Regions from separate parts of the Mus musculus genome. Here regions 2 and 3 are each linked to region 1. Evidence: chromatin loops called from intact Hi-C (ENCODE). Cell type or tissue: gastrocnemius. All regions are shown on one strand. Each heading gives the region's core, and the rest is flanking DNA. Links, peaks and the distances in the headings are about the cores only. Region 1 holds the start of Gm29683 (predicted gene, 29683). Region 2 has its middle 26 kb from the start of Gm23795. Region 3 has its middle 82 kb from the start of Gm35271.

The links. A loop is a pair of places that touch in the nucleus more often than their neighbours do. Peaks named below come from ENCODE experiments on the same cell type or tissue, not always from the same donor. Only the 100,000 strongest peaks of a DNase experiment are listed, where the experiment ranks them.
Region 2: a loop joins it to region 1, with 13 times the contacts of the local background. A loop is called at or near these places in 12 of 42 quality-filtered maps.
Region 3: a loop joins it to region 1, with 3 times the contacts of the local background. A loop is called at or near these places in 8 of 42 quality-filtered maps.

The regions. Positions count from the first base shown.
Region 1 is chr7:70,329,717-70,339,634 of GRCm38, reverse strand. Gm29683 (predicted gene, 29683) reads left to right here and starts at 1,813. Exons shown (of 4, transcript NR_131145.1): 1 at 1,813-1,932. In gastrocnemius, for the core only: CTCF peaks have their summits at 1,465 and 4,514; DNase peaks (open chromatin) are centred at 7,953, 8,150, 8,536, 8,849 and 4 more places; H3K4me3 peaks cover 3,578 bases; H3K27ac peaks cover 2,246 bases.
Region 2 is chr7:68,972,945-68,982,862 of GRCm38, reverse strand. No RefSeq gene overlaps it. Among named protein-coding and RNA genes, the nearest start is that of Gm23795, 26 kb to the right of the region's middle. In gastrocnemius, for the core only: a CTCF peak has its summit at 5,558 (motif pointing left); a DNase peak (open chromatin) is centred at 5,556; H3K4me3 peaks cover 378 bases; H3K27ac peaks cover 316 bases.
Region 3 is chr7:70,115,632-70,125,549 of GRCm38, reverse strand. No RefSeq gene overlaps it. Among named protein-coding and RNA genes, the nearest start is that of Gm35271, 82 kb to the left of the region's middle. In gastrocnemius, for the core only: a CTCF peak has its summit at 7,139; DNase peaks (open chromatin) are centred at 5,135, 6,734, 6,971 and 7,189; H3K4me3 peaks cover 925 bases.

The DNA.
Region 1 (9,918 bases), core at 982-8,981:
AATGTAGCTGGTTTTCATGCCAAAATGAGGCATCCATTTTCCTTTATAAGCAACCTCCTCCTCCAACACACACACACACACACACACACACACACACACTTCAGTCCAGCCACCATGTAGGCAGGTCCTCAGACCAATCTTTATTTTGTCTTGGGGTGACTGGATATTGGCTGCCCCTAGTCCTTCAGTCCTAGATTCACAATCTCCATTTGAGACACTCTGGATGAAAGGGAGGAAGGTGGACTCTCTTTAGTCTCTCTCTCTCTCTCTCTCTCTCTCTCTCTCTCTCTCTCTCTCTCTCTCTGTGAGTGTGTGTGTGTGTGTGTGTGTGTGTGTGTGTGTGTGTGTGTGTTGGTGCAGACCTGGGCTGCCACAGTGGAGTCCACAGCAGCATGAACAAGTCTCAGCAGGTCCCCAATGTGCCCCTCATCTTGGGTCAGCATCAAGAAAGGAGGGTTTTAGTTAAATAAGAGCTTCCTGAGAATGGAGAGAGAGAGAGAGAGAGAGAGAGAGAGAGAGAGAGAGAGAGAGAGAGAGATGCTACTCTTGATGATGGAGGAGAAGAAGAAGAAGAAGAAGAAGAAGAAGAGGAGGAGGAGGAGGAGGAGGAGAAGAAGAAGAAGCTGGCTTCCAGTCTAGCCCCAATCATCCAATCATCCAAAGGCCAGTGGCAAAGTACATGAGGGAGAAGGATGAGGTCGTTCTTCTATGAATAATAGAGACGGAGACCTTAACCACATTGAAATGAAGTCATTTTCTTCCAGATTCCTTGGTAAGCTTTCAGTGTGGCCCCTTCTAGAGAATGCACTATGAAAAGTAGAAAATACAGGTACAATGGCCATGTTGCCATATTTTAATTGTACTTCGACCTTTTTATTGGCACACATATCATGTCATTATTATTTCAAAAGACCTTTTAGCCCCCCGTGGCTCCTTGGGTCAGCTGTAACTCAAACTTAACCAGATTCATTCACTCCTCTTCCCTCTTTCATCCTTTCTTTCTTTCTGCCCAGCTAATGGATAATTTCGGGGTCTAGGTTCCTTTAAAGATCAGACATTTTGTTAAGATAGACAACTTTTGCCCTACTGGTTCTTAACCATTTTGTGGTGGGAAGACCCAGGCACCGTCCTAACAGTCCACTTCACAGTCTGCATTGTACCTTAATCGCCAAAACTTTGCCCCAATTTTTAGGCAATAGATCTGGAGCCAGGGAATCAGGGAGAAACCAGTGGCCCAAGGAGTTAGATGAAGGCGTTAGATGGGTCAAAAATCAGCAGGTTGGAAGGACAATGGGGTTTGTACTCTGTCCAACCTTCGCATGACCTTGAATCTCCCGTCTTGATCTTTAAGGGTGCGGGCCTTAGCTCTCTGCAGTTCGCCTCTGTAGTTTGTTTTTAGACTAGTGCACTAATGCCTGGGCCGTCCTTCCATGCACTAAGGCACGCTACACACCAAGCTTTTCCCAGCACCCGGGAGGAGGCGCTGGTGGCCGGGTCGCGCGTCTCCTTCCTCCCAGCCAGAGTTCTGGAGCCCCCATTTACAAAGCCTCACTTGCAAAGGGGACACACACACACACACACACACACACCCTCACTCACACCCCACACGCACTGCTTGGAGGGCAGTTTGATCTTGTCTCATTGGCGTCTCCGGCCTGAAAAGAAAATCATTTGGGTAAACAGCCAAGCTTCCAGGCTTAACGCCCCGCTCCCGCCTCCGCCCCTCTGTCCCTCCCGCCTCCCCCACTCCCCTTCAACCCCACCCGCCACCCACACTCCGCTCCGCTGCCTGGCCTCCAGCGAGCTCCGCGCGTCTGAGAAGGAGCTAAGGGCTCCCTGGTTCAAAGGGCCGCAGCCCCGAGGGAATGCCCTCTTCGTGTGCCCCGGGGTGCAGAAGCAGACTGCAGGGCGGTGGGACCAGCCTGGGCCACGGTAGGAATCTCGAAACCTCATGCACCCCTAAGTAGCTGATCCCAAGGGAGGGCACAGGGGAGTTCCGAGCCCGAAGGGACAATTCGGCAAATCTATCGCAGGCCGGGCAGGGACCGCTGGCTAGTGCACCTGCCGGCTGCTCCAGATCCTGAATGGGTCATCCTGGGTCCCCCCAACTACTTCACAGGCGTTTGTCCATTTGTGTGCCCTAATAGAGCATCGAGCCTTGAGTTTCTTTGGCCTCACTGCCTTGCATATAGGCACTTGGGTAGCTGATGACCACAGGCCCCCACAGCCTTCAACAGGCCTGAGTCCTGGAGTAGCCTTGAATCTAGTACTAAACGATTTCTAATGTTTGATCCCTCCCAAAGGAGAGTTTTTTCATATAACTGTAAACATAATTGTTATTAATATGCCCCCAAAAAGTGGTGGTTAAAAGGATACTCGACTCTCTCTAGATCACACTTTCAAGGAGAGAGAAGCTTGAAATCTGATATACTGATGAGATTATTAGACTTGATTAAATAGTGATTGGCCCCCACACCAGTTCTCTAAGGAACAGTGTCCCTCTCCTCGGTAGTTCTGTCTCTTCTCTTCTCTCCTTCTCTTCTCTCCTCCGTCTTCCAGGCGCGCAGGCTCACACTAATTCAGGAGTCATTAGCAACACCCTCTGCATGCATGGCTTGCGTGGGGGAAGCATTGTGTTCAGTAGCTGTTACACTAACTCTTGCACCGCATCTTGCGGTAGGAAGTGTAATAGCAAGAAGATCATTTTTTAATCCTCGGGCTTTATTTTGTGTGCGTATGCCTGTATGTGGGGGTGGGGTGGGAGTGGGGGTGGCTGCTCTCAGAAAATATGAATTGAGACGAGCCGTGTGGAAGAGAAAGAAATGGAGAGGACCGGAAAGAGGGAAAGAGAGAAGAGTAAAAGTTTCCAATTTAGGACTCAGAACCTCCTTCAAATTGAAGCTTTGGGGCTTGAGGTTCTTGTGAACTTTCTTCCGTCTGTTTTTGTCTCTGCACCTTATTGCCACTGCTCAGTGGATGCTAGGGCCCTCTCAGGAATTGCCTCTTAGCTCCTAGATCTATCAGCAACCATCTTCTCCACAAGTTAGCATTCTCACCTCAAAGCCTAGGAACTCCCAAGAACCTGGTCATGCCTCTACAGCTGCCCCCTGGAAAGATGCCCCTTAAATCCTGCTAGGAATGTGAGATATCTCTCTCTAGTATGATCTCTCAGGAACCTGTTTTAACTTAGTAGAAAAGGGACAAGCCAGCCAGAAAACTAAACTGGCTATTTTCCTGGTGCAGCCCTATAATTTCTGAGCGGGAGCACTGAGAGCCTTCTAATCTGCCGTGCATGGAGCACAGGTTGTAGAGAGGCAGAGAACTCACACCGCCTCTTGCCCAGGCTGCCCAGAGACTACCCTACCAACCCCAAGGAGCACAGAATTTTTCCTAAGAGGCTAACTTTGGCTTGCTCAGGTAGAAAATAAAGGGGGCTTAGATACCACCACCATCTCTCCCTTCACCCACAGTTCTCAGGCTGGCCATCATTTTACCCATGGAATCTAGTTGAACACCCTAAACACACACAAGAGAGAGAGAGAGAGAGAGAGAGAGAGAGAGAGAGAGAGAGAGAGAGAGAGTTAGAGAGAGACTTAGAGAAAGAGAGACTTAGAGAGAGAGAGAGAGACACTTAGAGAGAGGTCAAACACATAAGTAAAAACTACATTAGATGGAAGTTCCATGTCGCTTTCAAAACAGATAAACCACACAGTTCTTCGCTGGCCCAAAAGCAAGGCACTCTACATTCAAAATTTATTTTCAGCATGGAAAGGGTGTTGTTTCTTATTACACTTGGCTTTGGGGTGAAAAGAAAATGAAACAAAGATTCACCATAGCATAGCAGTGAGTTAATTTTCTGTGTATTTTATAGTCTAGTCCAGTGGATATATTTAAAGGAAGATAAACACCTTAACTGACCAACTGGTTGAAACAAGGGCAAATAGTCAGTTGCACATTGGAGGAAAAGAATGTGTAATTCATAATTCCTGGCCATTGTTACTTTCATTGGTCGAAAGGCAGACGTGCTGAGGATTGCGTTTTCTGATTATGTCTGAAAATGGAGAGGAACCAGGCTCCAATAGGCCAGCCACAGTCCTGGCAAAGCCTCGGTGAAACCCCAGCGGTCAGAAGGAATGGATTTCTGTGGAAATCATAACTGGGAGGTTATAGCTTCATAGGCCCCGCTTCATGGAAGGCATGGGCCACGGCAGAATGACTTAAACACACCGCAGCCTGAACTGGTGGCCTCCTGACTATGTGTCTCATTCATTTTATCTTTTCTCTGAATGCAGCTTAGGTGACGACCGTTGAGCTGTGAACGTATGCTTCTGTGTTTTTTTTTCCTTTGCGCATCTCCTTTGAGAATTGTGGGTCACAGATGATGGTGTTCTTTTGCACCAGTGGGGAAAGAGGCCTGTGTGTTTCGGCTTCTTTGGAGATTTTAATAAGGAAAAAGAACGAGTTAGGCTGCAGGAGATTTGGAGGCTTGGTCGCGTTATTCCAGTTTCCGAAGCGAGGTGGCGCTCCAGGGCACTGCACTGCGCCCGGGTTTCCGCAGCTGAGCACCAGCTTCGTAGAGTTTGCTCTGGAAGGCAGTAAAGTCCAGGAGCGATGTAAACGCAGAGTTCCTAAACGTTCTGTGCAGAGTCCAGGGGTACTCAGACTCTCTCAGGCCTAGTGGCCTACATGAGTAAGAGAAGACCCGAAGCCGCTTCTGGGGGTGAAGGGGGGGGGAGGGGAGAGGGTGGCTGCAGGGAGGGCAGACCAGCCAAGGCCCGGGCAGGCTCTGTGTTGAATCTTCCTGGAATCTCTAAAGTTCCAACTCTTGATGGGTCCGGAGCGGTTCTAGAATGCTGTAGAGAGAGCTCGGCCGGAGCCATCCTCCCTATTTCCCTATCTGCGGTGGGCTGGTTAAAATTCACGGAGGAGGTTTCTCCCCATCCACTGGGCTCTATCGACTTAGTCTCCCACCCTCTCACCCCCACCCCACCCCATCCAAAAAAGAAGAAACAAGAAATAAGAGGAGGATGAGGAATAAGAAGAAGGGTGTGTGTGTGTGTGGGGGGGGGGTGTATTCGTGCATCCCATGGCTTTCATTTTGTTTTCCAAACTGGATCTTTTTTCTCTTTTTTTCTTTACTGCCATTTCTTCTCTTCTGTTTTCTTTTCTGTACATTTTCTTTCATTCCCTTATTTCGTTAGTTTTTGCAACCCATTGGTGACGAGGGAGGGAGGGAGGGAGGGAGGGAGGGAGGGAGGGAGAGAGAGAGAGAGAGAGAGAGAGAGAGAGAGAGAGAGAGAGAGAGAGACCAAATAAATGGCAGCAAAAAAGTGAAGAAACAATTTTGATTTATTGCATGGATTTCAATCCATGCGATTTCGTTTTCACCTCGCTTCTACATTTCCCGAGTCTCAGGCTCATAAAGGCTAATAAAGACGCAGGAGAGGAAATGCCCCTTAGACCTCTTTGGAAATGATGATAGAAGTAATAGTGGCGGTAGTCCCTCTGCGCAGCACTCCTGTATAATGGAGATGTCACTGTGGTTTTGCAGTGTGGCTCCGAGGACCAACAGTCGTGCAAAATTTGTGCCCATGCTCTGAGGGCCTCTTTTCAGCTTCCGGGTCTAGTGGGTCCCCTGAACCATGCGATGTTCTCCTTCCCCAGTGGCCTGTACCTTCAGGCTGCCAGGAAACTTTTTTCCTCCTCACAGTGTTGCAAACTTGCAGCTTAACTGTGTGTCTCTTTTAGCCCCCACTTCACCCACTTTCGTCGAAGTTTTAAAGCAGAAACAGCAGGATTTTGAACCCAACTTAGGACTCTAGAGAAACTCAGAGGACCAGGTCATTAGGAATGTTAACGGACAACCAAGAATTATAAACATGATCTGAAAGTCTCTTCCAATTCATTTAAGTATTTATTTGTGCTAAGTGATGAAAGGTGACGGATGAGAAATAGACATCTTTTAAAAATAATGATGTCAGAGGAGCCTTTACCCTGTCGATTGCTATAAATCAGCGTTGAGAAAGACAAACGGGGGGGGGGTGTTATTTGGCCACCTAACGGGCTGCATTCACTGGGCTGCAGTTGGCCTGTCAGCAACGTGAAGCAGCGGTGAAGCTTTGGTCTGGGGAATGGCAAGGAACGAGGGGAGGATCAAGGCCCACAAAGAGCCAAAGGGGGACATGCTGGTGAGCCTGCTGGTTTCCACTTGAATTCCCATACTAGTGATAGATTTGGCTTAAGGTAGTGTGTCCAGGCCAGGCAGATGACAGGCCTTAGGAATTCGGGGAGGCTATAGTCACTCAAAGTTCTGAATGTCACATTATAGAGGGAGAGCAGGCTCTGTTTCACAGTCTGTCAGGGGTTTGGAAGACTCCATGAATGTTACCTTTTGAAAATACTCCCCCACCCCCGTTCTCTCTCTCTCTCTCTCTCTCTCTCTCTCTCTCTCTCAATTTTCTCGGCCCAAGAGGAAGCTTCATGCTCTCTATGACACAGACTGGTCTCCACAAGGAGAGAGGATCCGAGCCCTATAGGTAGGAAATGACAGGTGTCTGCAGGTTTGAGGTGAAGGTTGCTGGCGCTGCTCTTGTACCAGCCAGAAGATCAAAAAACGACTTCTGAAAAGGGCAGAACGGGGTGGTATTTTAAAGTTTACACTGAGCTTGTAGAGACAATCAGTTCTCAACCACTTCCTTTTCAGTCACAGAAAGGCCTGGAGTGCTGGGATAGGGTTTGAGAGAGAAACGAGCTTAAGGAACCGGGCAATCTTGCCAGAGACTTCTGCCCCTACCACTTTTCACACCTGCGCTGCCCAGTTTCCAGTTCAACCCTGAGCCAGAGAGGCTGCCTAAGCCTCTGGCCTCTGGGTCTGCCTGTTTTGTCCCTTCCAAATGCTTCTAGCAGGCACAGATGCTCTCACGGTCGCGTCCCTCTGGTGCATCTTGGAGAAACACTGGCAAACAGTGCTTTTCTGAGGAGCAGAAGGGCTGCTTAAGCGCCAGCAACAGGTCCATGCTGAGATTCCTCTGTCCTTCACCGGCCCCTCCTTCCACCCTCGCTACTGGGGTCCGCGGGGTAAAGGGGGGGATCTACTTCCCCCTTCCTCCTGGGTCACCCACAACAACCCAGGAAGGCAAACATCAGGTTTGCACTGTTTCTTTGGATAAACGCCTGGCTAAATGCTTCTAATAATGAATGGCCTTTCGCTGGACACTCGCTTGAACCGAAGAGAGGACCTCACTGGAGAACACCAAAAAGAAAATAACTAGAAAGTGGAAAGGAACACGGCCGGCGGCGGCCTCTAGGATCCAGACAAAGACATCTGAGTCTGTCCCTTTGCAGTCGCCCATCTCTCCTTCCTGCCTAGAGATCTGATTTGGTCCTACTGCGGCTCCCTAAGAGCCTTTAGATCCGACGTCCCTTCACTGGGGACCTTGAGCTGAGATCCCAGGGCTGGAAGGCTCCGATTCTAGCCGGAGCTGGAACCTGGTGGCCTCAACACTTGCGGGATGCTGCTACTGGGCCACAGTCCCTGCCTTGCCCACAGGAACCTAAACATCCCCGCGTCCTAGGTTAAGGTGGTTAGGGCGAGGGGGTAGGCTCCTGGACCAGCCAGGTCGAAGCGATGAAACAGCAACTTCTTCTTCTTCTTTTTTTCCCCCTGGCAGGGAGGAGGGAAATTCGTCGGAGGAGGTCGGTGGAGACTCCTCCTTCGCTCCGCCCGGAGGCAGCCAGAGCTCCGCTAGCGGTGCGTCTCCGCCCGCCCGAGCGTTTCCATAAATCAGGCCGCTGGCAGGCTGCTAATTAGCTCCGGCCGAAAAGAATGAGAGTTCTGTAGCACACGGTGGGTTGGGAGTGGGGGCCCAGTAGGTGGGAGATCAGAATTCCCCAGGATTAACGGGGGGACTCCTTGGGGGCATCTCCGCGCTCCCTGCCCGAGCCACCTCCGATCACCTCCTGCCAGCAAAGGCCCGCAAGTTCGGGCCTCCAGATCCCGCGCCTCCCGCACTGCGCGCACCTCTGCAGTCGACCTGGCCCGCCCACCCACGCCGAGGCCCCCTCTCCCACTCGCTGAGCATGCCTGGCGTTAATTAACTCCCCCTTCACCCGGTGCAGTATCGGAAGACTTTCAAAACTCGTCCCAAAGTGTTTCCTTCTCAAGCCTGAAGGCAGCGTTTGGAACGACCCGCAGAAAAGGGGGGCGGGGTGTGGATCTGGGGGAAGGGTTGGTTGCACCGGGATTTGAGATAACAAGACTTCCCCAGCGATTGTGTGGGTAGAGGGATGGGCTGTTGTAACCTCATCCCCTCTCCCCTAGTGAAAAGGCAAGACGGTCAGGGAAGATTAAAAATAACATTAAAGTTGGATTATTGATTTCCATGTAAATTGCCAGCCGAGAGAGCTACTTCTGTTTATTTTCTCTTTTCCTCCCCCACGCTTCTCTAAGCCCTCTGGGCTCTGCGCCCTCGGAGCCATTCCCACCCTCCTTAGGGACGAGACTCCTAGATGACATCACCAAGGAGAACGGCGGCCTCCCCGCCCCTGGCCTCAAGACCCCTGAGCAGAGATTGACAGGTGTCTCTAGCAAAGACAATGCCTTCCAGGTGTCAGTATTCCCGTTCCACCCCTCCCACTCCGCCCTCTTTGCTCCTTTCCCTTAACAACTCTCCTACCCACCCACTCTTCCTCCACGAGGCTTGTTCCTACCCCACCCCCACCCCCAACTCCTTGCTCTTTGCATCTGGGCACTAAGCTTCAGGTCCTGAGACTTAGGCAGGGAGCCGACGCCGAGGGGCCCGGATGGCGCTGGTGTTGTTTGTGCCCGAGGGGGAGGCCAATCCGAGATGCCAAAGGCTCGAGTGAGGGTCCAGGAGGTGGCAGGGCCCAAAGCGGGTAAAGGGTAACCGAGTGAGCATTTTCAAGGAGCCAGCTCAGTCTCTAGATTTCTGTCTTGACGTTATTCTCTACCCTCCACCCGCGATCTCTCCTCTTCTCTTCTCTCTCTCTCTCTCTCTCTCTCTCTCTCTCTCTCTCTCTCTCTCTCTCACACACACACACACACACACACACACACACACACACACACACTATAACAGACGCGAAGATAATCCCACCATCTGGCAAATCCCAAATTTGGCGGCCAGGCTAGGAAAGCAACAGCGACATCTCATCCGGAGAGTGGGTGTCTGGTCCTGCCCCACTCCCCGGAACTGGGGAAAGGGCGCTCGGCTTTGCACTCACTAGTCCCCATCTCTTCAACGTCCTTGCCCTGGCCTGGTAATCTTGGGTGCTTTCTCCTCATCTGAGCAACTACTTTGGGATTCAGAAGAGAGGTGATGCAGTTAGGGTTCTTCCGCCGAGCAATGAACTGAAACCCAAATTCAGCTTTATTATGTATAACCGAATGTAATTCATAGCTAGGTGGCCTGTCGTCGGCGATTTAAATCGCCTGGTGATAAGGATCGCACTTATTAGATTTCTTCAAAGACACTGGGGGTTTCTATCTCTCTCTCTCTCTCTCTCTTTTTAAAGGAGGGCATTTGTGCTAAATTGCCCAGTGCTGGTGTGATAACTGTCAAAAGTTTGACATCAAAGGGGCTAATATTATTCAGTTACCAGAGAAGCTGTCTGTCTAAATAAGAATATCTTAATTACAGCATCACAAAGGTAGAAAAGGGGTCGAAACTGAAAGGGGAGAGGTATCCAGCCTCCTCCTTTGATGCGCTATCTATATTACACGGATGCGTGTTCTTAATCAGGCCTAGTCCGATTTCCTTCCCTCTCCCCTTCGGTTCTCTGAACTTTATAACTATATGTAAACACGGCGTCACTGAGGACATAATCTTCTTGGGTTCTTATTAGAAGAAATTTCCATCCTCTCCCGTTCTAGATTAGGCAGTGGAGTCCGCTCCATCA
Region 2 (9,918 bases), core at 1,275-9,274, 1.4 Mb after region 1:
ACCCACAAATTAATCTTAATCTTAATTATGGGCTTGGATTTGATATCAGGTAGGGAGAGCATTCTTATCTGGCTCATCCCCCTGCCAAGATGACTGGAAGTTATCAGAGCCCTGTATCTGCTTGTCCACTTTGTCCTTCTTTCTGGAATACATGTGTACTTGGGCTCTCCTTCATGCATAAAAAGATGATTTAAAGGGCTTCGCCGGGGTTCCTGGAAGTTGACATAGAAAGCACAGGTTTTGCCTTGCTCTATGATATGGGATTTAATCTTCATTTTTGATCGATAAGAATCAAAGGCAGGACTCAAGGTCTTTGGGGCATGAGCTGGTTCCCTTTCACAAGGGATGTCAGGAGACGGCCTGCGGTGTCACCTTGATGCACTCACAGGACCCTGTGTGGAGAGCTGTGTCATGAATTACATTAGGCCTAGCTGGGTCTGCTCTTCTGGCTGGCACTGTAGGCTTGCCTACAGTGAGGCTGGGGTTGCACTTGAACTCTCTTTGCCTTTGACTGTAGCATATTAGCTTACACTAGCTTGCCGATCAAAATAATATCACATTGTCCCACTGTGGGCATGCCCCTGTTGGGAGCTAAAAGCAATACTGGCCTCCTGTAGTTGAGAGTACAGCCCCCACAGTAGGAGATAAAGGAAACTGAGGGGACCCAGGGAGCGCATCTTGTGAGACCAACTTTCAGGAGAAGCATCTCAGCCAGGCATAGATCTCAAATGCTAGCCTTGCTCAGACAGCACAAGAATATGTTCGACATTCCAAAATGTTCTTAGGTACAGGTTTTGTAAGGACAGCTCCAGGCTCCTCTGATATTTAGTAGTAATTGGGGCTTACATCCAAATTCAGTTTTGTCCAGTATTCTTATTAATGCCCGAGGCTCTTTGAAATTGCCTGAATAGCCTATTGTATTCCTAGAACTACTGTGGATAGATTTTTAGAATGCCATACACAAGCTAAAGAAATTTGATTCTAGATATCAAATCATATGCATACTCTGCCTATATGTACATGTGTGGGATGTGTGTACAATATATGTGCATCACATACACATATATGATATACAGATGCATAATTGCTTAACATAGGCAAAGCTAAGACTTTGAAACCAAGCTGTACACAACAGAAAACCCATAAACACAACAGGAATTCTTCTTACTACTGTTGCGGCTTCACCAGTGTCACCCAGGTTTGGCTGCGTGGGTAGAGGGTTGTCAAGCTTGCTTCTTTCTCTCCAGAGCTTCTTTCTTAGCATACGTCGTTTCTTCGGCAAGGCTTTGCCTGTAACAAATGGCTCTGTGCTGGTTCTTATTACCCGGAAGCCTCCTTTGTCTGGCTGGGTATTGCCACAGTCTATCGGAAAGTATTTGTCAACAATTACATGTCTATTAAGGCACAGTCAATCAGTGTGGGCCCAAACAGCCAGGCCTCTAGGGCTCAACTATTGATAGGAGACTGTCAATATCCCATCGAATCCTTTTCTCCACAAAACACAGTCATCTAGCCGAAATCATTGTCTGAGACAAACGCAGAAGGCCAGCTTTCCTCTCGCGTCCACGGATGTCCCACTCTTTAATCTAACATTCAATTTGAATGAGTAAGAGCCTTTTTAAATGTTCAGAATCTAGGCTCCTTTTAAAGCACTGCCCACACTGAGTTTGGGAGGGAAGATATTTAACATAATCAGCCGTGGTAGGGAAGTTCACCTAGGAGTGTTGAATTACTCCTGAACATAAGAAGTCCAGATGAAAATTAGCGAAAGACACTTGAAATTTGCTTCACAGTCATTATACCTGTCCCTCCAGTACTGAGTCTCAGGCATTCATTTACCTGGCTCAGGACAAACGGTGGTGGTCTTAACAGTATTTTTTTTTCCCCTGCCCATTCAACTTCAAACCGGACTACAAATTTTGCTATCATTGTTATAAAGAGCTGTTCTTCAAAGAAAATATACTGAGAGCCTCTTGTGACTGTTTTAAAGCCCCCAACTCCAAAAACAAAAGGAAACACTGAGAAAGTGGGGGAGGGCAAGGGAAAAGAAATTGCCTAAGTAAGGCTGTATCCTTTGAACTGGCAACTCCCTGCATCACAGAATACAGCAGTTGTCCTCCAACAAAAGACAGCATCAAACCGACTCCAAAAAAGCCCAAGACACCCAAGAATATTAAAAGCAGATGTGATATTCAGAGCCTCTGGACCATGTGAGGTGCCTTTTAAGTTCTGTTAAATCAAGGGTTTATAAAATTACAGAAACAAACATTTTTTTTTTCTTTTGCAGAAGGTGTTTCTTAGAATCTTCATTCCTGGGATTTTCAGCCTCAGCCTCTCAAGCGGTGGAGAAACGAGTGGGAAGAGGACTCAGCTACCCAGGTCAAATCCAGATAGACTTGCCCCTCAGAGCCTGTCTTCATTCTGTGTCTTGTGTTCATAATCCAAAGCCCAAATGATTCAAATACTGAGATAGAGCCAGGAAAGGTCAAAATGCTGCCAGAAGGTCCAGGTGAAGTTTCTACGAGTTAGTGTAAAAATGGGAAATTAAAATTCAAAGGATTCAAATAAAGTGGGAGAGCCGCCTCGGGTCTCATGCGGGGAGGTGGGTTTGCCCGTTCCATTTCTTGGCCTCAGCGTCAGAGGCACACATTAATTAAATTACCAGCCTCCAGTCTGAAGTAGATCGTCTGCAGCTCAGAAATCCTGGGGTCCTTTCTGCACGTGATGGCCACAAACACCATATCTGACATCTTTCTAGTTCCCCGAGCACAGCTGCTGTGCTAGTCCATTACAGACATCCAAATGTAATCTACCATAGGACTTTTGCGTAGTAGACTCATAGTTCATTTCAGATGTTTGCACGGGGAATTTTTATACGTGGACTTAAAAATATTCTAAGAGCATAAATTGTGAAAGGCCTAGGTCAGGAACCCAAGTCATAAAGGGCCCCTGGGCAGTCACTTCCCAGCAGTCGGCCATCATGGCCAAGGGGGCAGCTGATCTCCGTTTCTGAGAGCTCCATTATGGGTATTTACAAAATAAACAATGCAAGCAAGTTCATGATTGTCATCCTTAATAATATGCATTACAGCAAGCCTTTAAATAAATATACAAGCCATAGATGTTCACCAGGCCTATTGCACCTTTACTTCTACACAGATCCAAGGCATTGTCTTTGTTGTGTTAGGGGAAAAAAAAAAAAACCTGACTCTTCATAGAACAGAAACAATAACAAAAAGCAATCATTATTTTAAATAACTCACCAATGTTCAGAAGCTCTGCTCGGGTTTCCAAGCAGGAAAGTCAGCAAGTTCACAGCTGGGGTGAGAACTTGGTCTCATTAGTCTCAGGTTTTCGAGGCACATTCGCAAAGCAGGAATACAAAATGTTCTCTCTCGGTGCTTCAGTAATTAACTGTCTTTGAGAAGGAAAGACAAACAAATAAATAAATAATATGATCGTTCAGAGTTCAAACCGATCGGGTTGCACAGTCTAAAATGCATCTGCGTAACACTCCCTTCAGACTTTATTTTGTAAGCACCCACACTCACAAAACAAAACAAAACAAAATTGAAAGCTCACTAATCTTTCACAGCAACATGTGTCAAAAAATGTGAGCAACTTTGAAGGATTTTAACTGGATAGGTCCAGACATCTGGGTGCTACTGGCCCAAGGTCTCACTGAGAATGTCTTCTGGAACCGTCTCCATTTTTTAAATCATTATTTTTTAGATATTTTATGTAATTGCTTATTTTTCATATGTTCTCTCTCTATTATTGTAGCCTATTCTCATCAGGTAATAACTAATTAAAAATAGGAAGCAAGTAAAAGCATTATTCAAACTGGTAGAAATTTACATTCTATAAAACTTAAAGTTTGTCAGGAAAGAACTTCAACTCTTGATTTTTGTTTTGTTTTGCTTAAACTGCATACACAGCAGTGAGAAATGTGCAGTGTCATTTTATATTTACGTGCAGTGGGAACCCATGGATGCGTAGAAAACATCATTCTTTGCTAACAGAGAGTAAGTAAAAGGCTTCCTAGGGAAACCGCATGAACAGGGATTAGCCGTGATTATTTGGCTAGCCAAAATCCCAAGTGCTTGAAGGATCCTGAGCACCAGTGTGTTACTTTCACTTTGCACCAAGTCTTTTGTTAAGAGTCATAGCAGGGATTTTCAGGGAGATATTTGCTAACTTTTTTTTTTTTTTTAACTTTTGTCAGAAGGAAGGCTAAGACATAGACAGCAAATGAGACTCAGAAAGTGCAGAGTATTCCAAGACACCACACAGCTTCTAGCTTCCCTTAGAGAGAGAGAGAGAGAGAGAGAGAGAGAGAGAGAGAGAGAGTCTCTATCTGACTAGGACTCTGTCAGAGGTCTCTCCATACTTTGAAATTCGCTCTTTCACAATTCTAAAGAGCTCCAAAATGTTAGCAAATTAAACAATTTGTCTCCCTGGAAGCCTAGGCACATTTCAGAGCTTAGACTAGAAAAGAGGTAAAGGGAGCCTGGTTGAGTTCTTTTGACTTAACTGCTCGCTTGCTCTCTGCATGCAACTTTTAGGTAGAGAGGGGCCTAAATGTGCATGCTAGAAGCTGGAGTCACACCCCTGCCAGAGGCTTAGGGGAGAGAGGTGAGGGGTGCTGTCCTTGCCCATTGTTCTGACTCCCAATGGCACGACTGTCTTAGGATGCTTTTGAACAGCAAAAAGAGAGGACAGCAGCCCACACTATTCTTCTCCTGTTCCCAAATTCAATATTAACAGGCTGTATTTTCCACGTGTTTTGACATATACAGGTCTCTAAAGAACATTTATTTAAGTTTTGCATTGCTAAAACTGCAGGTCTCTCTCTCTGGCCAAGCTCAGGGACCCGAAGGAGGGGCAACTGGACTCACTGACATCTCCCAGTGTGAGATGTCACTCCTAAAGGAATCTAAGTGAAAAAAAAAAATGGAAGAAAGGAAGAAGGAAAAAGAAAGACAATAAAGAAGCAGGTTCGACTCAGCACATTTACAGAGAGTGTGGACTTTGGTTTGAATTCACAACATCTACGGGCAAATCCTGGATGGCATAAGGAAGAAAGCATTTTTCAACCAATGCTTTCATAGAAGTATTTCCTGCTCAATTCAATAATATACTTTTTAAGTTTTACACAAATTAACATTCATTCAAATTTGGAATTATTTAAAAACACACCAGACCCTTCATTTGCTTATACATACACACACACACACACACACACAAACACACACACACAAAGGCACACACATAGGCATACACACACACACACACACTGGTACACACACACACACACATACACACACATACACTGTACACCCTACTGCAAATTTTTAGAATTGGGACAAAATAAAAGTCTTTGATAATCACTTTGTCTATTTAATTAGGAAGAATTATTTCCTGTTTTTCAATTCAGCAATTTCTCTCTGAACAATAGATTAGGACCCACCTTCAAATAATAATTACAAGGAAAAAAAATCTAGCATTTTTTAGCAGTGAAAGCCCAGAAGCTTCTGCCAAAATCTGCGGTATCTTACTGCCATCTACTGGCTTAGGCTGTACCGTTATGATTTAAAGGTACAGGGTTGCATTGCCAGAACTAAAACATTTGGAACCAAACACACTCTGGAGGATCTGCTCAAGGACATCGTTATTTTGTGTGTGGTCCTAAGTGTTTAAAAATATTTTTTAAATGTTACAGGAATTTCTGGGTCTGGCTTAGGCCTGAGTAGCTGAAAAGATAATGTCACTCCAGTCTCTCAAACTTCAGAACTCCAAAGGCAATAGCCATCGTTCCTGTCTCTCATATGCTATGCAATCCAACACTTACACATATGCACACACACACACACACACACACACACACACACACACTCTCAAACACACACACACTCACACATACACAGACACACAGACACCCAGACACATGCGCATGCACCCCACATGGTCATTCTATAAACAATACCGCCAGCCTTCGTTCCATGACCTGCTCACTTTCACTTGCTTTCATGGTGGCTGTCACATTAAATATCAAATGAGACAGAGAACAGTTTTCAGGATGAACTGCTCATGTCCCGTACCTGCCTGAATCACTTCTACTGGCACAACCAACAGTTGGGTAAATTGGCAGCCAGAAACACCACACACTCATTTGCCCTCAAGCAGTTTCTCCATCGTTCCTCTCTGATTTTGCAGGTGTTCTTTTTTTGGTTGGTTTTTGGTTTTTCTTTATAACAATTCTTTTGAGCCCTTAGCGCCAGCCAGCATAAACATTATTTGTCTCAGAATGCTACTTTCTTTTCCAATTCCTTAATGACGATGCATTTGTCATTCATCAATATTATTATTTATTTATCATAACGCTCTCTAGTTAGAGTGGGTACATTGTGGGCAGATATTATGGGCAGATTCTAGAATATCATTTAAGTGCCTCCCATACTGCCTAGCACATCATAAAACGCCAAGCAATGGCAGCTAAATCTTTTGATTATCACAAGTTCATACAAATATGATTTGAATCTCTGACACAAGTTGCTGCACTATTAGTGTGGATTCTAAAGACAATTGACTGGAAGCCATCTTCTGCCTTATCTACTTGTCACAGTTGCTCACACGTGGTCAAAGAAGCTGCTCGCCTTCTGTGTCTGATGTCCCAGCTGCCAGGGGAACGCCCTACTTTATTTATTAACCAAGAGTCCGTGCATTTTGGGCTTTTAAGCTTCTTGAAGCAGAACCTCTTCAGACACATTTTTCTTGCTGAAACAAGAGCAACCTTTCAAACCAATAAGAAGACAGAAGCAGGAGAGACAGGAATTAAGAAGCCTCCCCGATTCTTTTCCCTCTGTGAAGTGGCCTACAGCACAAAGAGGCTCTGCCTGCTAGAGTTATCAACTCTGACACCAAGCTGCCTAGTTCAGCCTTGCAAGGAAAGGATATCAAGTCTACCAGGACAGGCACAGACAGACATCCCAGGACCGGGATTTAAAGAGACCTCTCTGCTCTTTGGAATGATCTGTGCACTCTCTGTTCTTTAAACACACACACACACACACACACACACACACACACACACACACACACATGAATGTGTTTAGGTTGTCATTTGATTTGTGTCTATTTGGTGTGGGGAATGGAAGGTGCTATCTGATTCATGCCTAGCAATGCTCTGCCACAGAGATCCAGGCTAATTTGCTTTTAATGGCAGCCTGTATGCGGGAGGGTCTGATAACTCACATTTTATCTCTTGAACATTGGATTAAAATTCATAAAGTTCACTTAATACACAGAATTTCCTAAAGGATTTGTTGACAGAACACTTGGCATCGCTCCTATCAGGAACACAGACAAAACAAAACATTCAGCAAGCACTCAGTTCTGTCCGTGAACAATAAATAAAGTCAGGTTTAAGTTTATCTCATGGTGGTACTGTGGGATGAATCCAGAACTAGTTGAGTGCTTCCTTGAGAGCTAGCCTCTCAGCTCATTTTTATTTTTCATTGTGAGCCTAGTCGTTATCGCTGAGCCATCTCTCCACACACCCCACACCCTGCTTGTTTTTTAAATATTAAAGAGAGGTCACTTTTTCTAAAAGTTCATTTATTTAAGAAAGCCTGGGAGATTATGTAACAAACAAAACAGGCCTTCCAGATAAATGCAGTGGGAAGCAGAGGTAACACTCAACTTCCTATTACAGGTTGTATTCTGGATTTCTGAGGTTTTTAATGCCAAGGTCCTGAAATATGGAAGAATCGATGTAAGCTAAGGGACTCCATGCAGGCTAGCAAGAAGGTGGGTTCTGAGAAGGTGAGTGGAGGGCGAGCTGCTGATCAGCATGCCAGCTGGTCCTCAGACTTCCCGGAATTTCTTCAGCCCTTTAACCTTTACACCAGGGGGTAAAGGTTAAACTCAACTATTGACCGACCCATCCTGACAGGCTCTCAGCAGAAGCTTAGAGACACACAAGAAACTAAGCAGGAGGAATCTGGGAGATGGCATGGAAATGACCCAGAAGAGAAGCACCACTTCATCTTATGGCCATCTTCCTTGTTCTGTTGTTTAACTGAAAGGCTCCTCATTGGCTTCTTTGCCATTCTACTTCCTCCTGGTCTAAGAACTCATTCTCCATCCTCAGACATGCCTTCCCTATCCCTCTCATCTCCCTCTCCCCCTGGATGCTGGCGTTGACAGCGTGGAGCTGTATATTTGTCCCTTCATAAAGAATAGAGCTTATTTCACCAATGAGGTCTTTTGGGTCCTCTGCTGAGAGGGAAGTGCTCAGTGGGACCTAGTGGTATAGACTTATAATTCCAGCCAGTAGGAAGGGTTAGGCTAGAAGATGGCATAGTCAAGGTCAAAATGGGCTACAGAGTGAGTTCAAAGCCATCCTGCCTAATTTACTGAGTCCTTGTCTCAAACAAACAAGCCAACGACCAACACCAAATTAAAAAAAAACAAAACAAAACAAAAACCCAAAAAACTGAAATAACAGTCATAGAGCTTTCAAGGGACCATGCTAGGTCCTGTGCATACATGTTATGGTTGTGTACATTGGTGTTCTTGTGGGACCCCTAAAACAGTGGGGGTGTGGGGTGTCTCTGACTCTTTCATCTGTTCGTAGGAGAGCCTTTCCCCTCTACTAGGTTGCCTCACCCAGTCCTTGTATATGGGTTTGTGCCTAGTCTTATTGTAACTTGGTATGCTGTGTGATATCCCTGGGAGATCTGCTCTTTTCTGCAGGGAAAGGGAGGAGTATGAAATCTGGGGTAAAGGGGAGAGGGGCTGGGAAAGTAGAGAGAAGTAAAGTGCAATGCATTGAAATCATAATTACATGAAGTGAGAATGCTTGCCGAGCATGCACAAGGAAAACATAAAAGAGAACACACTTGGTGTTGGGTGGAGTGTGTGTGTGTGTGTGTGTGTGTGTGTGTGTGTGTGTGTGTGTTTAGGAGGGTACTGTGAGCACCAGCTGAAGTGTGGAACATGTGTCCATTTGTGTCTTTGGTAGGTACACAACACTACTAAACTTTGACTTATAAACATTTTTCAAAGTTATAAGCATGTATATGTACATATATGTACGTATTTCATATATATACACATGTATATGTCTGTTTTTTTGTTTTGTTTTGTTTGCCAACAAGTATTTTCCTAGGAAAAAGATCAATGAAAGGAAAGTGAGCATGTTTTATAAAATGATTATATGATAAGAATAAGTAAGTACTCGGGCACAATAAAGTCAACCATGAAATAAACGCCCCTGTGGTGGGGCCACCAAAGCCCCCATTGAGTCCAGTTGTATGCCTTATGTATGGAGGTTGAGAACTATTCACTGAAGCATGATCACTGTAACAAAGACCAAGTCCCAGAAGGAAACTGATGCCCCTTCCCTCAGACATCATCAACTGCCAACATAGCTCCTCAGCTGGGTGGGATCAGGAAGAGGGTCTGTACTTATCCACCCTGGTATTTTGACTGGCTTGATCTCATGCCAGTCTCGTGTAGGCTTTGAGATCATGTGCAATGGTCATGTGGTATCCAGAAAACACTGTTTCATAGAAGTCTGCCCCAAACTCTGGCTCTTAACAATCTTCCCACTCCCTTTTCCAAAGATGCTATCTGAGACTTGAAGGGAAATGTTATGATGTGAATGCCCCATATAGAATTGAGCACTCAACAGTCATTTATGTGTCTCAGTTATAAATCTCTTTATTACCCACTCCCCATTGAAAAAGAAGCTTCTCCGGTGAGAGCTGAGAGCTCTAGTGTTCTTTCCTCACATCCACATAGGCCATTGTTCTGAAGGTTTAGTAAGAAAATGATCAGATTTTGTACCCACTGATGGTTACTATGGAATTATTTACAGTGATTGAAAAACATGAAGTACAACATACACATCCA
Region 3 (9,918 bases), core at 832-8,831, 210 kb after region 1:
GGTCTGCTCTTTCCCACCCAACAAGCCCCAAGACATGCATGCAGCTAAAGCCATAGCTTCAGAACATTCTACCCATTGATCCAAATGGGGAACAAACGTGATCTGTGTGGCACAGTCTCCAAGCCCTGCTGACCTGTTCAGAAAACTGAAATGAAGACCAGGGTGACCTTAGATGTCAGATGGATTTGGAAGGATAGAAAGTAATGGGGAATGGTTTGGGATGTACAGGAACACAGATCTTCAACAAGTAGAGATTAGATAATCTGAATTTCCCAGCATGGGAAGAGAGGATTGGGAAATACAACATACAATCACAAGGGACAAGAAGAGATTTCCCTGCTCTAGGAAGGATTCCTTTGCTTCTACTCACATGCTTTTTAAACTTCAGCCAGCCTTGTAGGTAAGTGGGTCCTACTTACTCCTACATTATAGATGAGAATATCTACACAAATAGCTTTCCCATGGCGCTCCGCCCAGAGCATGGGGAAGTAGTACCAGTTTCTGATGCTATTGGCGGAGTACAGTTTGCATCATACAAGCTATGAATATAAGGGGTGCCAATTATTTACCTCTTGCAATACTTAAGAGACACATGAGAAAATGGTGACAAAAAGGGTTCTGGAGGAGACATGATGACCACAGTGTCAAACCACTATCAGACGCTTTGCTTTTCCCACAAAAATGTTTTTGTTTTCTGGCTGTCTGGGGATGGGACTTAGTGTCTCCAAGAATACGGCAGACATGTGACAAGCTATGTGTCCTAGACAAAATGTTTGGCTTAAAAGTTAGCCGGAGCCGGGCGTGGTGGTGCATGCCTTTAATCCCAGCACTCGGGAGGCAGAGGCAGGCAGATTTCTGAGTTTGAGGCCAGCCTGGTCTACAAAGTGAGTTACAGGACAGCCAGGGCTATACAGAGAAACCCTGTCTCGAAAAACCAAAAAAAAAAAAAAAAAAAAAAAGAAGAGCCTGAAGCATCTTCCAAGACATTCTTCTGCTAACAACACTGAACATCCCACATACCAAGATATAAACGTATTATTTGAGAGTATACTACTTACTACTTTTCGGCTACTTCTGAGTTATACCTGAGAGGGGAGAGGGGAGGAGGGGAGAGGGGAGGAGGGGAGAGGGGAGAGGGGAGGAGGGGAGAGGGGAGAGATAGCAGTTGAGATTCAAGTTAACAGGTTAAAAATGCAAATTTCACAACCCTTGAGGATTTTTGCTAATTCCAAGTTTCTAAACTCATCCAGACTCTGGAGTTTACATGGGTCTCCAAGCAGTTATAGTCTCAGCTGCATGTATCATTTTATCCAACACATCTCTCTGTAAACATAAAAAAAAGGACAATGGTGATGTCACACTCTAAGGACATTGGTGATGTCACACTCTGCTTTCACATTTATTTTTCTCTCAGATTTAAGACACTCAAAACCATTAAACAAGAGCAGCTACTTCAGCCACTTCACACTGAAGGAATGCTTTCCACCTGCACGTGCTGTGTGTGGAGGGGTGTCAATAGTATTTTCTCTACAATGGCCTAACATAGCCCACATTTGGGTACGATTAGATCTTGTTAATATTCCAATAAGACTTTAGAGCAATATTTCCGAGGTTGTGGCCACTTGGAAGCACCACTGGAATAGAAACAGAGCAGCCATGGTGAGGGAAGGAGCACCATAGGCTGAAGAATCCCAAAGTCTCCCACTCAGTTGCACGGGGCCAAAGCTGCCATGACAGATCCTGAATTATTCAGACCTGTTCCTGGGAATAACAAGGCTTTAGTATGCTGACGATGCTGTTTAAGGCTTCTGGGGTCACTGCAGATATTAAAAATTGGTCCTAAGACTCTAGACTACTAATCAGACAGTAGCAGAAGGACTCAAGCACACTGTGGAATTCTTAATAATTCGAATGATATCCAGTCAATAGCATGATGTAAATACCAAAGCGACACACCCACTCCTAATTGGTGATGCATCACAGCAAAAAATTCTTCAGCATCCCCCGCCCCAGAGTTTCCATTTACAGGCTTTAGTCTGCATGGAAAAAAAACATTCTAACAGGCAGCCATGCTGATGGTATAGTAGTCACCCCTACAGTGAAGTTATAATTACAATTTTGTCAAGAGAGTAGTGAAGTCAAAGTTTCACAGAAGGGAAAAAAAACCTATTTACAGAAAAATATTATGCTTTTCATTTGATAGAAAAGTAATTATTGCAGAGGGAGTCGCAGAAGATCTTGGAGACGGTCACCCCCTCTTTAATAAGTCCTTGTGGCAGCTAAGTGGGGATCAGGAGTATTCTTTATCAGGTTTGCATTCAAGTAGCACTAAATCTATGCAGGTAGGAATTAAATAGTATCTGAGTTTAATTAAAATTATAAAAAAGGAGAAGAATGGCTGGTAGCCTGCTCGACTGCATTCTAACCAGTAACCTCAGACCCTAATTAGAAATGCTTTTCATATCTTCTCTGTGCAAAGGCTTAATCTGACGTGAGTCTCTGAGCAGGGCTTGGGGAGCGGTGTTAATTCTGCATTCGATCTCAGTTTGTATGGAGGCGGGCTGCGCTGATTGACCGCACCGAAGCTCAGATCCCATGACCTTGTGGGGGATTTTCATGTGAGGTGTTAATTGAGAGGGTGGGTTAATCTTTGAGCATCATTGTCCCCAAGCTCTGGGCAAAGTTTGTGCTTCGTTTCCTTCCTCAACAGTACATTTGATCTCCACCTTGTCCTTCCATGACAGTTTCATAAGCCCGGCACAAACTCCCTCTTGATAAATGTGTTGGGGGACCGGTAAGCTCTTACCCTCTTTTTTTGATTTCATGAGCTTGTTTGTGTGCCCAGCTCAAAAGAGAGAGGAGGGTCTCACTGAATCATATTTAAGTCCTACTTAGAGACAGACAAATGCACACACAGTAAAGATCTCAGTTTCTCCTTCCAGGCCCTCCCCTTCCTTATATGGTTCAGTCTTCTGGGAAGAAAAGGCACAAATCAAGAGTAAAAGGAGGCAGGAAGATGATGATAATGGTATTATACTTAAGTGCTACAAAATTTATAATTATATATAACATATAATTTAGGTATGTAATATATTATATAATAGAAATTATAAATAGATAAATTAATCATATAATATGTATTTTATATATTGAGAAATTTCTTCAGTGCAAGACTAAGTTAATCAGAGAAATCATGTCACTGCAGAATGTCACACTTCTGCTACCTCTGTAACCACACAGACCCATATGTATACACACACACACACACACACACATGCACACAGTGTTCCTACTGCACTTAAGTAATATGCAAAAGGAAAGCTCATTCCTTCTGCTTTAAAGAAAAAAAAAAAGCAAATCACCAATGACTTTTTTCATGTGTTATTGTACAGGCCTATCCTCCCTATCTTGGTGAGGAAATTTTTACTCCAGCAGTATTAACGTCTACTGGCTGACCTTAGCAGTCACTCCCAAGTGAGCAGGATAGTAGTTAAAAGAAGCAGAAATAATGCTGTTCACACGGGAAATACAGGGAAGCAACAATGGTTGTTTTTTTTTTTTTTTTTAAAGAATTATACAAAAGCACAAACGTTGGCTGGCCCCGACAAGCAACACATTTCTCCGATCTGTTTCATCACAGCAGCTGTGGATGAGCTTAATTACAATGCTTCAAGATCCTCTTTAGTACCATTGCTGAAATTCACAGGGAATCCTGTGCCTGTGATGGGCATTTGAAGAGTCCCTGCCTGCCTGAGCGGACTGAAGGAAGAGGCAGGGGACTGTCACACAATGGGTCACTGTGTCTTGCTGGGAGCAGGCTTCTTCCTGGCCTTCTAGGACTCACAAGGCAAGGGGTGCACAAAGAGGCAGAGGGAAACCGAGGCCACTGGTCCATAGAATCTGTCAATTTCATGGCCATCATCAGCATAGGATACAGCCTCTGATCCTAGGAGGAAGAGTAGCGTCCTGCTACCCACAATCCTCTAGCTTGCCCTGTGCTTCTTTTTCTTAGTCTGACTTTTAATTACCACAAATCTTCTAGTTAATTAATAGAAGACCCAAATCCTCTGTTATATTTGCATGGAGTTCATTTTGAATACTATTGATAGTGTGATATTCATCCTCATCCTCACATTAGTAAGTTCCTGGTTTTAACACTTGAAGGCACTTCATAGCTTTTATAATAAAATAACCTCTGGGCAGCACAGTTACAGTCTCTTTGCACACATGTGCTGATTTAAAATATTGGGCTGTAATCATTTCCTTGACAAAATTCTGGACATTTGGCTTCCTTCAAGTGATACTGCTGTAGTGGCTAGAAAACCAAAACACTCCTCTCTCTCTCTCTCTCTCTCTCTCTCTCTCTCTGTGTGTGTGTGTGTGTGTGTGTGTGTGTGTGTGTGTGTGTGTGTGTGTGTTGTCCCCAGACTAAGCTCTCACTCACTTGTCTGGAATGATGAGTCTCTTTTCCTTTAAACCTGTTGGATCTTTTTCTAAATAATTAATAATAAGATTATAATTTTTATACAATGTATTTTGATACTATTTGATTCCTTTCCCCAACTCCTCCTAGATCTATCTTTACAAGTGTTCTTTCATTGGATTGTTTCTTGTTTTGTTTTGTTTTGTTTTGCTCCTTCTTAGGAAGCTTTAGAACTTGTATCCAAAACACAGGAGTGTCTGCTTAAATCTAGCCAAGGTTTAAATACAGCTGAGCCAAAGTCCCAAGACCACTTGTATTTCAGTCATTTGTCATGCATTTGCCTTCAAAGAAACCCAAACCTTACAGTCTTTAGTGTTTCTGTCAGCTTCCTCACCTTATAACCTAGGGTCGGTGGAGTTAGGGCAATGCCATAGGGAAAGGCTTAAAGCAGTCATTTCCATCGCCGGTTCCAGGCCGGAGAAGTCAGCCTCACAGGCCGCCCTCCAACAGCCTCCTGCTGCCGCCAGCACTTAATTCTGAGCCCAGATTTCAAATTAAAGTTTTACTCTGGCTTCTCCGAGGAAAAGGTTCAGGAGTCGGGTAAACCACCTCAGCCTGCACAGAGGGGATTAAGAGGTAGGGCCAAGAGTGGAGGGAAATTGAGGATATGACAGAGGCCATGGTGAGTTCAAACAAAATTTGGCCTGCAGAATACAGGCAAAATCCCCTGGTGACAGGTGCCATCTTGTGGGTCATTCTGCCACTCTGCCTCCTGCCACTTTTTATAACAAGAACAGATAAAGGAGGACTAGATTCTTAGAGGCTTAAAATTGGAAATGTAATTCAAAGGGGATGTGAGTGGAGTTGGCTCCAGGCTTTCTATGATACTGTGAGCATCAATATTCTGCACCTCAGGTTGGAGCGGTATTAGGAAATTTAAAGGAATGTGTGTCAGAGGAAAGAAATAGACATTTAACTCAGAGCTGTTTTTTTTTTTTCCTCCCAAGTACAAGAAATAAGAATTTCTAAATGTCTGAAACTGTTGGCACCTCTAGACACATGTGGGAAAGTAGAGTCCAGCTTAGGCAGGAACCAGACCTCACAGCTTGTCTGCTGAGATACAATTTCAAGAACAGCCTTGTTAACATCTGTAAGCACAGTCTCTCCATGCAGATGCTCCATCAGCAGGTTTTTAAGAGACTGACTTTGAATTGACTCCCGCATCTCTCACAAGCTTGCCAAAGTGAGGTCTTCCTCACTTCTCCTGTGTCAGGTGATCAGTAACACCCTACCAACAGAAATAGACAGCAAGTTGCTGAGAAGTCAGAAGTTACTAAGCCCAGGTTCTGGTTCACCTTGGGTTTTCAGCACTTTGGAATGCTTTCCCTTACCACACACATGCAGAAAGGTACATTTTGTTCGAGGGTGTGAGTGAGTTTCCTGAGAGCTACAATTCGAGAAGGAATGCCTCTATTCAAATACACAAGAAACAGCAGTTTTTTTAAAAATAGTAACGCTGTATTTTCCTTACCGTAAAAATTTATTAAAACTAGAGTTAGACGCTTACGCTGTATCAGTCAATCCAATTCAACTAAATCGAGTACAACTTGGTCTTTATGATTCATACGTAGAAAATACTACATTATTTTTTTATAGAAAACACTACATTATTTTATAGACAATGGCATTTAGACTGTAAATTTCATTGCCAAGTGTTTAAGCATCCAGTAGTGCCTGTGTTTCTTGTTTCTTGGGTTTCAAAGGACAATTAACTTAATAATGAGCCTTTATATTAGCTTAGTTCAGAGGCAAACTGCTAACTGTGGAGGAGGTCGGCTTCACAGGTCCAGCTTTCCTTTTGGTTAGTCCTGAACCCTTTATGGGATTCAGGGACACACTGAGACTTAAATGGCAACTCCTGACAATGGGATTATGCTGATTCATTGTGTCTTCCTCCAACAAAGCCTGTTGCCATTTTTCTAGAACCCTAATTTTCTGCTGTTGGGTAATTTTGGAAACACAGCATGGGTATGGCTTTTCGAAGGCTTGATGGGAAAATTTGGCATTTTAATAAAGAACCATGAAAACTTTTCTAAGGCATCCTCAAAACAGGGATCATTGAACACGGACCGTCCTCTTCGTCTAATCGCGCTGATTCTACGTTGATCTGGCTGGCATTATCCTCCCACCCAGGAGAAACGTATCTAGCCGAGCAAGGAGACGCTGTGTTCTGTTCTGAATCAGCTCTATGATCCTGGCCCCGGGATTTCATCCCAGCAAGGACCATCTGGCTCTGCGTGGGGTGAGCGTGTCAGCTCTGCCCCAGAATTTCCACGTCAGCCTGGGGGCTTCAGCTCCCTAGCTAGCCCCATGCCCTTTGAACTTAACACCAGTTCCCCCAAAACAACTCTGAGAAAGACAGGAGTCAACCCCTGAAAAGCATACCAGGCATTTTAAAACACAACCCTGACATTTCCCCAGTATTTCCATAGCGAAACCCCTTCCCGCGCACAACCTTCCCCCTACCCTCGCTTCAATCAAATACGGCACCCGCTCTCTCTCATGGTAGCGCAAAGGCGGAAGAAAAAAAAAGTTGGCAATTTAATTCAAACAAAAGAAGCTTGAAATCTATAAGCACAGCAACTCCGAGGCTTCTGGCAAATAGAATTCTAATTAGTATGCTGCTATTTTTCTTTTAGACAGATGAGCGATGCCCCCTGTTGACTCTAGCAGGCAGGCTGGTAAGGGGGAAAAAAGAGGGGGGCAGGGGGGCTAGCCAGCAAACACTGCAGATTGCAAATTATATTGCAGACCTTGCCAAGTCCTGGCTCTTGGCATCAGATTTTTAATGACACCCTGGAAAAAGGGAAAAGAAGCCCTCTGCTATGGGATAAAAATGAAGGGTTTTACACTGTGATAAGTCTTCGCTTAAAACCCAAATGGCCGAGTGCACATTAGGGTTTTAAAATATTCATAGATAGAAGTGAAAATGAGTCAATGAGGAAGTGCGTTTGTTGCCTGGTCAATTGACAACTCATTCTGCATATTAATACATGCCATGATCTAATTTTAAAGGGATAGCCCACTCCTTCTGTTTTTTTTTTTTTTTTTTTTTTTTGGTTTAATTATTACATGACTTTTGATGACTCTGAAATTAAGGCTAAAACATCACAGAAAAAGCTAGCGATGATGCGGAATGCCGCTTCCTTTTGATGTAGACCTGGAACTAACTAGTTTGGTTAAGCTCTCTGAGCCTTGTGAAACTTACCTCACCTTCCGAGAGTCCTCCCTTTTGATGTATTCTGAATTTGTTGATTCAACCCCCGCCCTGTTGTTCTCCCTCCTTTTCTTTCTGCAGTGTATGAGGACCTTGCACAGTTGCAGAATTTTGCAGGATTTTGTTCAGAAACAGACAAATCCTAGCAATTTCAGGACATTGCTTTTAATAATTACCCCACCTTCTGTTGTGTTCAACCAACTTTTCTTTACTTTTTTTTTTTTTTTTTTTTGGTATGAGTTCTCATGCTGAATGTCTCAGCTGTAAGAGGAAGTACAAGAGAAAAACGCCTCCCATCCAGGTGAGGGTAACTTCATGTTGCAAGTCACAAGTCTCAGGAAACTGCTGTTTAACTGGTAATTTTGGCTACACAGGGTAAAGCATAAAACACTCATTCGAGAACTAGAATGCAGCTGTATGGGATGAGTTGGGAGTGAGTTATAAATCTACTCTACTTAACCCTTTGTATAAATTATGATTGGGTTTGACCCTTTTGAGATATCACCAGGAGTGTAGAAAAAACATTTAAACCACCCTAAGGCCTTTTGACTTTTCTGACAGGATATCATATTCTTCACAGCCTATTTACACACTTGTGTCTTAAGTGGGCGAAGACACTCATGTTTGTCCTGTGGAGCACAGACATTTACAGCGCAAACAAAAGTGACTGCTTAAGAGATAAACTGACATCAGTAAAATCATGACCAGCTCAGGACACTGTTGAGTGAATTCGGGGACTGGAAGAGTCCCAAGTTGCTGGTGGTCCTTCTGTGCCCCAGGGAGTACCAGGCTCAATCTGAAGGACCAAAGGATGCCATTCTGCTAAGGAAACAAAACTCAACTTCCCAAGAACAAAAAGAAGAATTTAAAAGGTGATGTTTCAAGGAGAAACCACACTGGACGTTGTAGAAGCAAAAGACTTTGCCACTACAGGAAGAGAGTGCCAGGTACTGGTTAGGTCTTCCTTTATTACTAGAGTAAAAGGTTTTCTTGGAACTGGATACAGAGAATGCTACTCCACAATGCAGACTCTAGGCTAAAACAAAGCTACTAGCCCTTTAGTTAAAAAGTTGGATTTTTCTGTGTATGTAACTTACTTTGTTTTCTGGTAGTCCTGGATATGGAATTCTGGCTCTTCTGTGCTAAGCAAGTAGTAGCCTAAATACAAGCTTCAATTCCGTAAAGATATTTTAAACATTCAGTTTAAACCAGTGCAGTCAAAGACCACCTAGGGATGGCTTAAAGATATGCAGAAGGAAATGACCCTGTCTTCTCATATCTATCTGTTAAGCAGGTTCTGGAACTTTGTGCTATATGATGATATTGGATAGTGAGATACCAGAGCCAGGACCTATGATGCTTAGCTGAGCCCTAAAGGACAGTCTTCCCACCATTCACTTGATTTCATTCCTTAGTGGCGAAGTATTTTTAAGGGCAGCATTTCATGCATTTGAAAGAAAGACATGCGTTTGGTCAAGCTTGAGCCATGGGCAACAGGCACAAAGTTTAGAAGCTGTTAAGCACAGTAGTGGATGGCAGAGTCAAATGTTGCTTTTGAGACAGATCCCTCCATTTCAGAAAGGGGCAGTGTCCCGCCAATTATCAAAACTTGCAATTTCTCCTGACAGAACTGATTTTCACGGAGAAACTTTGTGCACTTCTTATCCCCTCCCCACAACCTCACATCCTGGGTGAATCTGTTCTCAGGTGAAGGGAGGTGACAAGCAATTTCAGCATCCAATGGCTTAAAGGAGTTCAAATGACCACTGAAGTCATATTAACTTGTCAAATTGACCAGTATTTTCTGTCATTGAAACATTAGAATGAATAGCTGCAGACAATAAAATTGTTTCAATTATACTGCATTAGGCCTGGGCGCAAGTAAGTAAGAGATGCAGGAGGCAAAGGGGGCGCCCAGGGACGCTGACAGCAGCATCCCATTGGAAAGCACTTAAATATGTACCTGTGAGGGGGACATCAGGCAGTGTTCATCAGTGAATTCCCATTAAGGAAAATGGGCAAATACATCCTACACGGGTCCAAACTAAAAAAAAAAAAAAAAAGAAAGAATGCAACTGTTTATTGTTGTAATATTGGCTATGGATATGAACTAGATTAAATGAAATTATCCAAAGTTATTAAAGTCACAGCAAATTGGGGCTAATTATACTAATTGAGTATTAATTGAGATTTCTTTTATAAATAGCAAAGAGGTGAG